Regions from separate parts of the Homo sapiens genome. Here region 2 is linked to region 1. Evidence: chromatin contacts called from ENCODE Hi-C data. All regions are on one chromosome and are shown on one strand. Each heading gives the region's core, a stretch centred on a gene start or an enhancer-like site at or near the end of the contact. The rest is flanking DNA. Distances are from core to core; before and after follow the strand shown.

What was found. Hi-C counts contacts between places; a loop is a spot of excess contacts on that map.
Region 2: a map of tibial artery shows a loop between it and region 1 (5-fold over the local background). The contact joins the promoter of WIPF2 here to the promoter of NEUROD2 in region 1. A Hi-C loop is called at or near these places in 1 of 168 maps with a recorded cell type or tissue (tibial artery).

What each region holds. Positions count from the first base shown.
Region 1 is chr17:39,606,106-39,609,707 of GRCh38, reverse strand. NEUROD2 (neuronal differentiation 2) reads left to right here and starts at 1,788. Exons shown (of 2, transcript NM_006160.4): 1 at 1,788-1,980; 2 at 3,104-3,602. The coding sequence starts at 3,109.
Region 2 is chr17:40,217,563-40,221,164 of GRCh38, reverse strand. WIPF2 (WAS/WASL interacting protein family member 2) reads right to left here and starts at 1,861. Exons shown (of 8, transcript NM_133264.5): 1 at 1,673-1,861. RefSeq lists enhancers at 1,242-2,020, 1,921-2,030, 2,471-2,520.

The sequences.
Region 1 (3,602 bases), core at 539-3,038:
GTAAGATGAGGAGTTGGAGAGGTACATTCTCAGGCTACTTTCAACTCCCAGCCAAGTGACTCAAGAGTCCCAGGCAGCACCAGCACCCCTATCTCCAAGGCCTCCTGATGTGTGTCTCTATTTAGAACTTAATCCAACCTACCCAACATCAGATCAGTGTCTTACCAGCCCAAGGTCCCTGGGGAGCCTCCTAGAGGGAGAGAGCCCTGCCCACCCAGATTGAGGGTAAAGGCCTCCCCGTGCTCATTTTTGTACCACCACAGTGCTTGGCACATGGTAGACATCAAAATGTGTGTGCTGAAAGTATAATTGAAGTTGTGTATATATGTCAGCTAGAGTGTCTGGAGGGGCAGAAATGTGGGTCTAAAACATACAAATGCTCCAAATGGGGTGTGGGCAAGGGTCTGTCTACACCAGGCTGTGATTACCTGCTCACATACATGTGTCTATCTGAGTAGGGGTATGTTATCTATTTTTCTACACCACAGGGTGAGGAACAGGTATATGTGTGCATGTGTATGCATCCGTGTGTGTGTGTATGTGTGTGTGCATGAGTGTGTGTGTGTGTGTCCAAAGCCACCTCTTCAACCTGTGCCATTTGTATCTGTGTCTGGCCCAATGAGAGTGTTGAAAGGTGAGCCACAAGATAAAACAGCAACTTCCTACCTCCCTTATCAAGACAGCTGTCTGACCTACCTCCCCTTGGCCACTCTTGGGATTACTGGGGTTGGCTTCAGTATTTTCAGATTTTTCAGAAGGGGAGGAGAATGCTTGAGTCTCATCCAGGAACTTAGGCAGTTCTCAGCACTGCCTGCTCCTCCTCCCTCAAATAACCAAGTCTGAAGACCAGGAGAGAAAGCCGCTGGTGGACTGGTCACCTGTCTGGCAGTGGGAGGAGGAGAGTGAGAGGTTTCTAGGTTAGGAATCCAGACTTAGACCCTCCCCTCCACCCCCAGATGGGTGGTGCACAGGCTCATCTCGCGGCCCCTCCCCACTCCACCCTAACATGGATACGCCCCCAACAACCAAGGAAAGATCTCCCATCGGCTGACTCCACAGATACACACATGTCCCCACAGACACACACACGCCCATGCAGAGGCACAGACATCCAGGCACATCTTTCCCTTTCTCTGTCTTTCCCTTGGTTTGAATTTCGTTTAGCCACATATGTTGTGTGTGCGTGAGGGTGGGTGGGGGAGGGGCAGACAGGGATGAGGGATGGCATGGTGCCAACATCTACCTATGGGGCTCGGGCCAGGGACGCCCCTTACAGCCATCCTGGGAGGGGGTCTCAGCTGTCCCTTTGTGGCCAAGGGGACCCTCCTGGGGAGTGGGGGCAAGCACAGAGGTCCTTTCTCCCCAACCCGGGGTCTGGTCCCTGACCCACCTTGGGGGCCTGCAGGGGAGGAAATGGACAGAGCGGGACCCTGAGGGAGCATAGAATTGGCCACCACGAGCCCCCAGTGTCCAGCCTTGCCACCCCATTGTTCCCGTGAGGGGGTCTCTATATACAGGGGGCAACTCCTCCCACCTTCCTCTCAATCCCTGCTTTCCCTGCGTTGGGCGGGGAGGGGAGGGCGGCAGAAATATTTATTTATTTCCTTTATTTATTTAATTTTTTTTTTTTTTTTTGGAGTAGAGAGTGACAGATGGCGGCGGGTCCCGGGGGAGCCGGCTCTCCCCCAGTGCAGACGCATGCCAATCACCGTCTCTCATGTGATAGCTGCTGCCCGTGACGTGCCAAGCCCATATGGCCTGGCATAGAGGCTGGTACCCCGCCTGGTAGAGATGCCACACTCGCTCCGCGGTTCGCATGGCGCTCTGAAGACGCCGGCGCCCGCCGCCTTGAGGAGCCGCTGCCCCCGCTCCCTGAAGATGGGGGAACAATGAAATAAGCGAGAAGATCCCTCTTCTCCCCCCTCTCTCTCTTGCCCCCTCCCCCCCTCCCCTCCCCTCTCCCCTTGACTCCTCTCCGAGGTAAGTTGTCCGAAAGGGAGCGAGATCTGACCCGCCGGTTGGGAGGAGGGGCGGCAGCTTCGGCCGACAGGAGGGTCCTCAAATACCTCCTTCCTGGGATGATGCCCCCCTCATTGGGTGGGCATCGGAGGGGCCCCAGGTTCTCTCTCCCTTAGGGGCTGCAGCCCAGGGGGCTGCAGAGGAGGTGTCTCTGCCTGCGATGGGCTCGGTGGGGGGGGAAGGCAGGATCACGGAGGGGGATATGCGAAGAGGCCGAGACGGAGGACCCCTCCATGGTTGTCCCAAAAAGCCTGCCACCTTTCCCCACCACCGAAAAAAGGGAAGCAAACAAACAAATTTGGATTTTTCCCCCATCAATCCCAAAATACAACGAGATCTGAAGAGCCTTGTGGGAGGGAGTCAGCTTGAAGGGGGAAGGGGGTCCCTGACCGCAGAGGGGACGGACTGGGCTCGCTTCTCTCAGTCTCCTCCCCACGCCCCGCTGCTTCAGTCCTCGCCGCCCAGAGCCGGCTCCGGGAGCTGGGGACGCATCGGCTAGAGGAGACGATCCTCCCGCCTCTGGAATTGGGGGTGCGGGGGTGGGGGCCGAGCAAGGGGCGGCGCGCAGCCAAGTTGCAAATTGGATTAGGGAGCGTGGGGGTGAGAGCCACGGGAGGGGTGAGGGAGCTGGGCCGGGGGGCCCGGGCCGCGAGAGCGCGGAGCGGGGCAGCTGTCCCCACCGGCGGCCGACCAGCCTCTCTCCACCGCCAGGAGAGAACGGGCTTTCAGGGCGAGCGCGCCGCCTCCCCTGGCAAAGATATCTGGTCCCTAAAACCCCCACCCGGTCCCTGCCCTGACCCTGAGAAGAAGCAGGCGCGGGGAGCAGCCCCCCATTCAAGCGAGGGGCGGAGCCGGGGCCCAGCGCCGGGGAGAGGGCCTGGGCCGAGATCCCAGGCCGGCAGCCGGGTAGGGCTGGGCCGGCTCTGGGCGGGGCAGGCGGCGGAGGTGGGCATCCAGGGTAGCCTAGGCAGGAGCCCGCACGAGACTCGGGGGTGGAGGAGGGTTGTGGGGGGGCGTCGGTACCCCAGCGCGCCCCTCACTTTGTGCTGTCTGTCTCCCCTTCCCGCCCGCGGGGCGCCCTCAGGCACCATGCTGACCCGCCTGTTCAGCGAGCCCGGCCTTCTCTCGGACGTGCCCAAGTTCGCCAGCTGGGGCGACGGCGAAGACGACGAGCCGAGGAGCGACAAGGGCGACGCGCCGCCACCGCCACCGCCTGCGCCCGGGCCAGGGGCTCCGGGGCCAGCCCGGGCGGCCAAGCCAGTCCCTCTCCGTGGAGAAGAGGGGACGGAGGCCACGTTGGCCGAGGTCAAGGAGGAAGGCGAGCTGGGGGGAGAGGAGGAGGAGGAAGAGGAGGAGGAAGAAGGACTGGACGAGGCGGAGGGCGAGCGGCCCAAGAAGCGCGGGCCCAAGAAGCGCAAGATGACCAAGGCGCGCTTGGAGCGCTCCAAGCTTCGGCGGCAGAAGGCGAACGCGCGGGAGCGCAACCGCATGCACGACCTGAACGCAGCCCTGGACAACCTGCGCAAGGTGGTGCCCTGCTACTCCAAGACGCAGAAGCTGTCCAAGATCGAGACGCTGCGCCT
Region 2 (3,602 bases), core at 612-3,111, 610 kb before region 1:
TAACAGCATGAAAAAGGACGGGGACCCTGGGAGAGCCCAAAGCAATAACAGATTATTCAAGTCCTTTAAAAAATATGAATTCTGGACAGGCGCAGGGGCTCACGCCTCTAATCCCAGAACTCTGGGAGGCAGAGGCGGGCGGATCACGAGGTCAGGAGATCCAGACCATCCATCCTGGCTAACACAGTGAAACCCCGTCTCTACTAAAAATTCAAAAAAAAATTAGCCAGGTGTGGTGGTGGGCACCTATAGTCCCAGCTACTCGGGAGGCTGAGGCAGAAGAATGGGCGTGAACCCGGGAGGCGGAGCTTGCAGTGAGCCGAGATCGCACCGCTACACTCCAGCCTAGGCCACTGAGCGAGACTCCATCTCAAAAAAAAAAAAAAAACGAATTCTGGGCCAGGCACAGTGGCTCATCCCTGTAATCCCAGCACTTGCGGAGGCCGAGACAGGAGGATCACTTGAGCCCAGGAATTCCAGACTAGCCTGGACAACAGGGCAAGACTCTGTCTCCAACAACAACAACAAAAAAATATATATATATACATATATATATATATATATATATATATATATATATATATATATATACACACACACACGTTAGGCGGGAGTAGTGGTCACACCTGTGGTCCCAGCTATTGGCGGGGCTTAGGTGGAAGGACCACTTCAGCCCGGGAGGTCGAGGCTTTAAGGAGCCATGATCATGCCACTGCACTCCAGCCCGGGCGACAGAGTGAGACCACGTCTCTTAAAAGAAAAAAAAAGAAAAAAGAATTCCATCACATATCAGTTCCTTGCCTCAATGCTATTTTTAAGAACTTTCCTTCCTGATAAAAAACTCGACCATACACACTGCCATGCTGAACACTTTAACATTTCCATCTTGGCCGGGTGCAGTGGCTCACACCTGTAATCCCAGCACTCTGGGAGTCCAAGGTGGGAAGATCGCTTGAGCCCAGGAGTTCAAGACTAGTCTGAGCAACATAGCCAGACCCCACCTTTAAAACAAAAAAAAAAAAATTCCATCTTCCCTCACTTCACACCACTTCAACATGAACCCTCAACTCCAGACGTTCCAATGCGCATCTTAACATTCTCAATCCAACCTTTAACTAAATTCTGATTCCTTTTCAAAGAACGCTCTCAAGATTCCCTCTAGTGTAAGCAGTTTCCCGAGCCATCTTCCCAAACACTAGCTTTCACCTAACTCAATCCCCAAAATGTCACACTGGACTCCTCACCCACAGCATCCTGCTAATTAGCCGTTCCCAACAGGTCCTCCGTTCCCGTCTCCCTTTTTGCGCACGATTACCTCGTTCCTCACAGAGTTGCCGCCTTAACTCACCCAACCCTTCAGGAGCCCTTATTGCCTGTCTCTCAAAAACGTTCCTCCCCATTTTTCCAGTCCCCGCTCGCCCCATACCAATATTCGACCACTCCTCCCCAGATTCCCCACGCCCTCTCTCCTCCAGGTTCTTCCGATACAGTCCCCCGGCCCCCCGCCCCTCAGGCCCCACCCGCAAGACCCCTCTCCCCCTCCGGCCCCTCCTCTAATGCCCCCCTCTCTTCTCAAGCCCCGCCCCGAGCCCCCCTCCCCGCGACTTTCCCTCCCACTCAGGTCCGCAGGTCATTTCAGCGACTGACCCAGCCGCCCCGGCCTCTTTCCGACCTGGCCGCAGCTGCTCTGGGAGCGAATCCTCTGCCGCCTACACTCCGGCTTCGTCCTGTCCTGCTCGCCCCCCGGCAAGCTCTTTCTCGCCGTCGCCGCCGCCGCCGCCGCCGCCGCCGCCGCCACCGCCCCTTTTGCCAACCCGGAAATGGATCTGCTCCCACCGTCCCCAGCGTCCGCGAACAAAATGGAGGCGGGGGAAAAAGGAGGAGAGAGCAGGGAGCGGAGAGATGCGAGACGCATGCGCCCCTGGGAAGCCCGCCCCCTGCCGGCCCACGTAAAGGCGGAAGCGGTTGAGTGGACGCCATCTTAGGAAGGTCACAGGAATTCCGCTTACCAGCTAAAAGCTGGGTTTGCAACTTTAGCTGCAATTGGAATCACCTGGCAAGATTTAAATACTATGATGCCTGGTTCCCACCCCTGGAAATTATAATTTAATTCTGGGGTGCAGCCTAGGCATCAGGAAATTGTTGCAGGTGATTCTAACGTGTTGCCAAGGTGGAGAACCACTGAGCTAAACAGTCATTGTTGAATATACTCCTTTCGTCTTTAATCCGCCGCACACACACACACCCTCCCCCCTAAATATCCTTCCTTAATCTCGAGTTAACGAAGAACCCGCCTCGGCCAACCTTGCAAAGGCCAAGTAGTCAAGCTCCGGTTGTCATGGCAACAGAGGCAGGCCACTGCTCACAAGTCATCATTTACGTCATCTTACCCACCTGACTCGAACACCGTCTCTTCTTTCTCGGGCTGGGGTTTCCTCCAGCTTCCAGGGCTATAGGATGGTGCTGTGGACCCCTCCAGCTGCTTGGGCCAGAGAGAGAAATCCTGTGCCCTCTTTGATGGAGCTGCTGTTAAACCCTGACAGCTGACTAAGTATCTCTCCCTAGTCCACCCAGAAAAGCGCTTTCCATTATAGCTTCAAAATACTCTTGGTTTAATTCCATTCCCAGCACAGAATCCGAAGTAAGGGGGCAAGATTGGGACTTAGTCCCCATTACTTACAAGCTGTGTGCCATTGGGCCTTAGCTACCCTATCTGTAAAATGGGTCTAATAGTGCCTGTCCCGTCTGTCTCATAGAGTTGTTGCAAAGCTGAAATCAGTTAATGAATGGGAAAACGTGATAGAGCATAAGTTGTTATTATTTTTGTTTTCCTTCTATTCTGCCATGAGTAGTACTAGGCACCACCCACTAGTCAAGTAAATGTCACATTGAGTACCTGCTAAACACCAGGAGATGGCTACAGAGGTGACTAAGACAGAGCCTCTGCCCTCAGGGAACTCACTACGTTGGTGGGCAGACTGGCATAAACAGCTAGCTGAGATACAAGTCAGCGTGTGATTAGTGCTGTGGGACGTCAGACAAGGGAGCAATTAATTCCTGCTAAAGAATGGAAGGAGGTTTCCTAAATGGTTTGGAGCTGGGCCTTGAAGGATGAATGGAATTTTATTATTAATCAGAGAAGGCAGGGAACACAGCAGGCATAGGGATCAAGGACACGAGGTAAAGATTTTCAGCTGTCTACATCCTGCATGGCCATACGTGGGGCGATGGAGCCAGGGAGATGGTGGGTCCAAACACCTTACCAGAGCCTCCCAACTCTTCAACCTCATCCCCTGCCTGTCCCCTCCTCACTCACTCTACATTATGAGGACCTGATTTCTATCACTGCAATGTACCCCATTCAGCAGTTCCCACCTCAGGGACTGTGTACTGGCTATCCTCCGCCTCTTCCTCATTTTTCAAGCCTTACTGCAAATGCTTCGTCCTCAGAGGGCATTCACTGCCCACTGTAGCTAATGTAAAGCCCCATGCTCTATCACACACTCTGTGATAAGGGCAGCCGCTGGGATGAATATAGGGACATCTCACCCAGACTTGGGGAAATAGTGATATAGGCTTCATGAAAAAGGTAAATGGCCCAA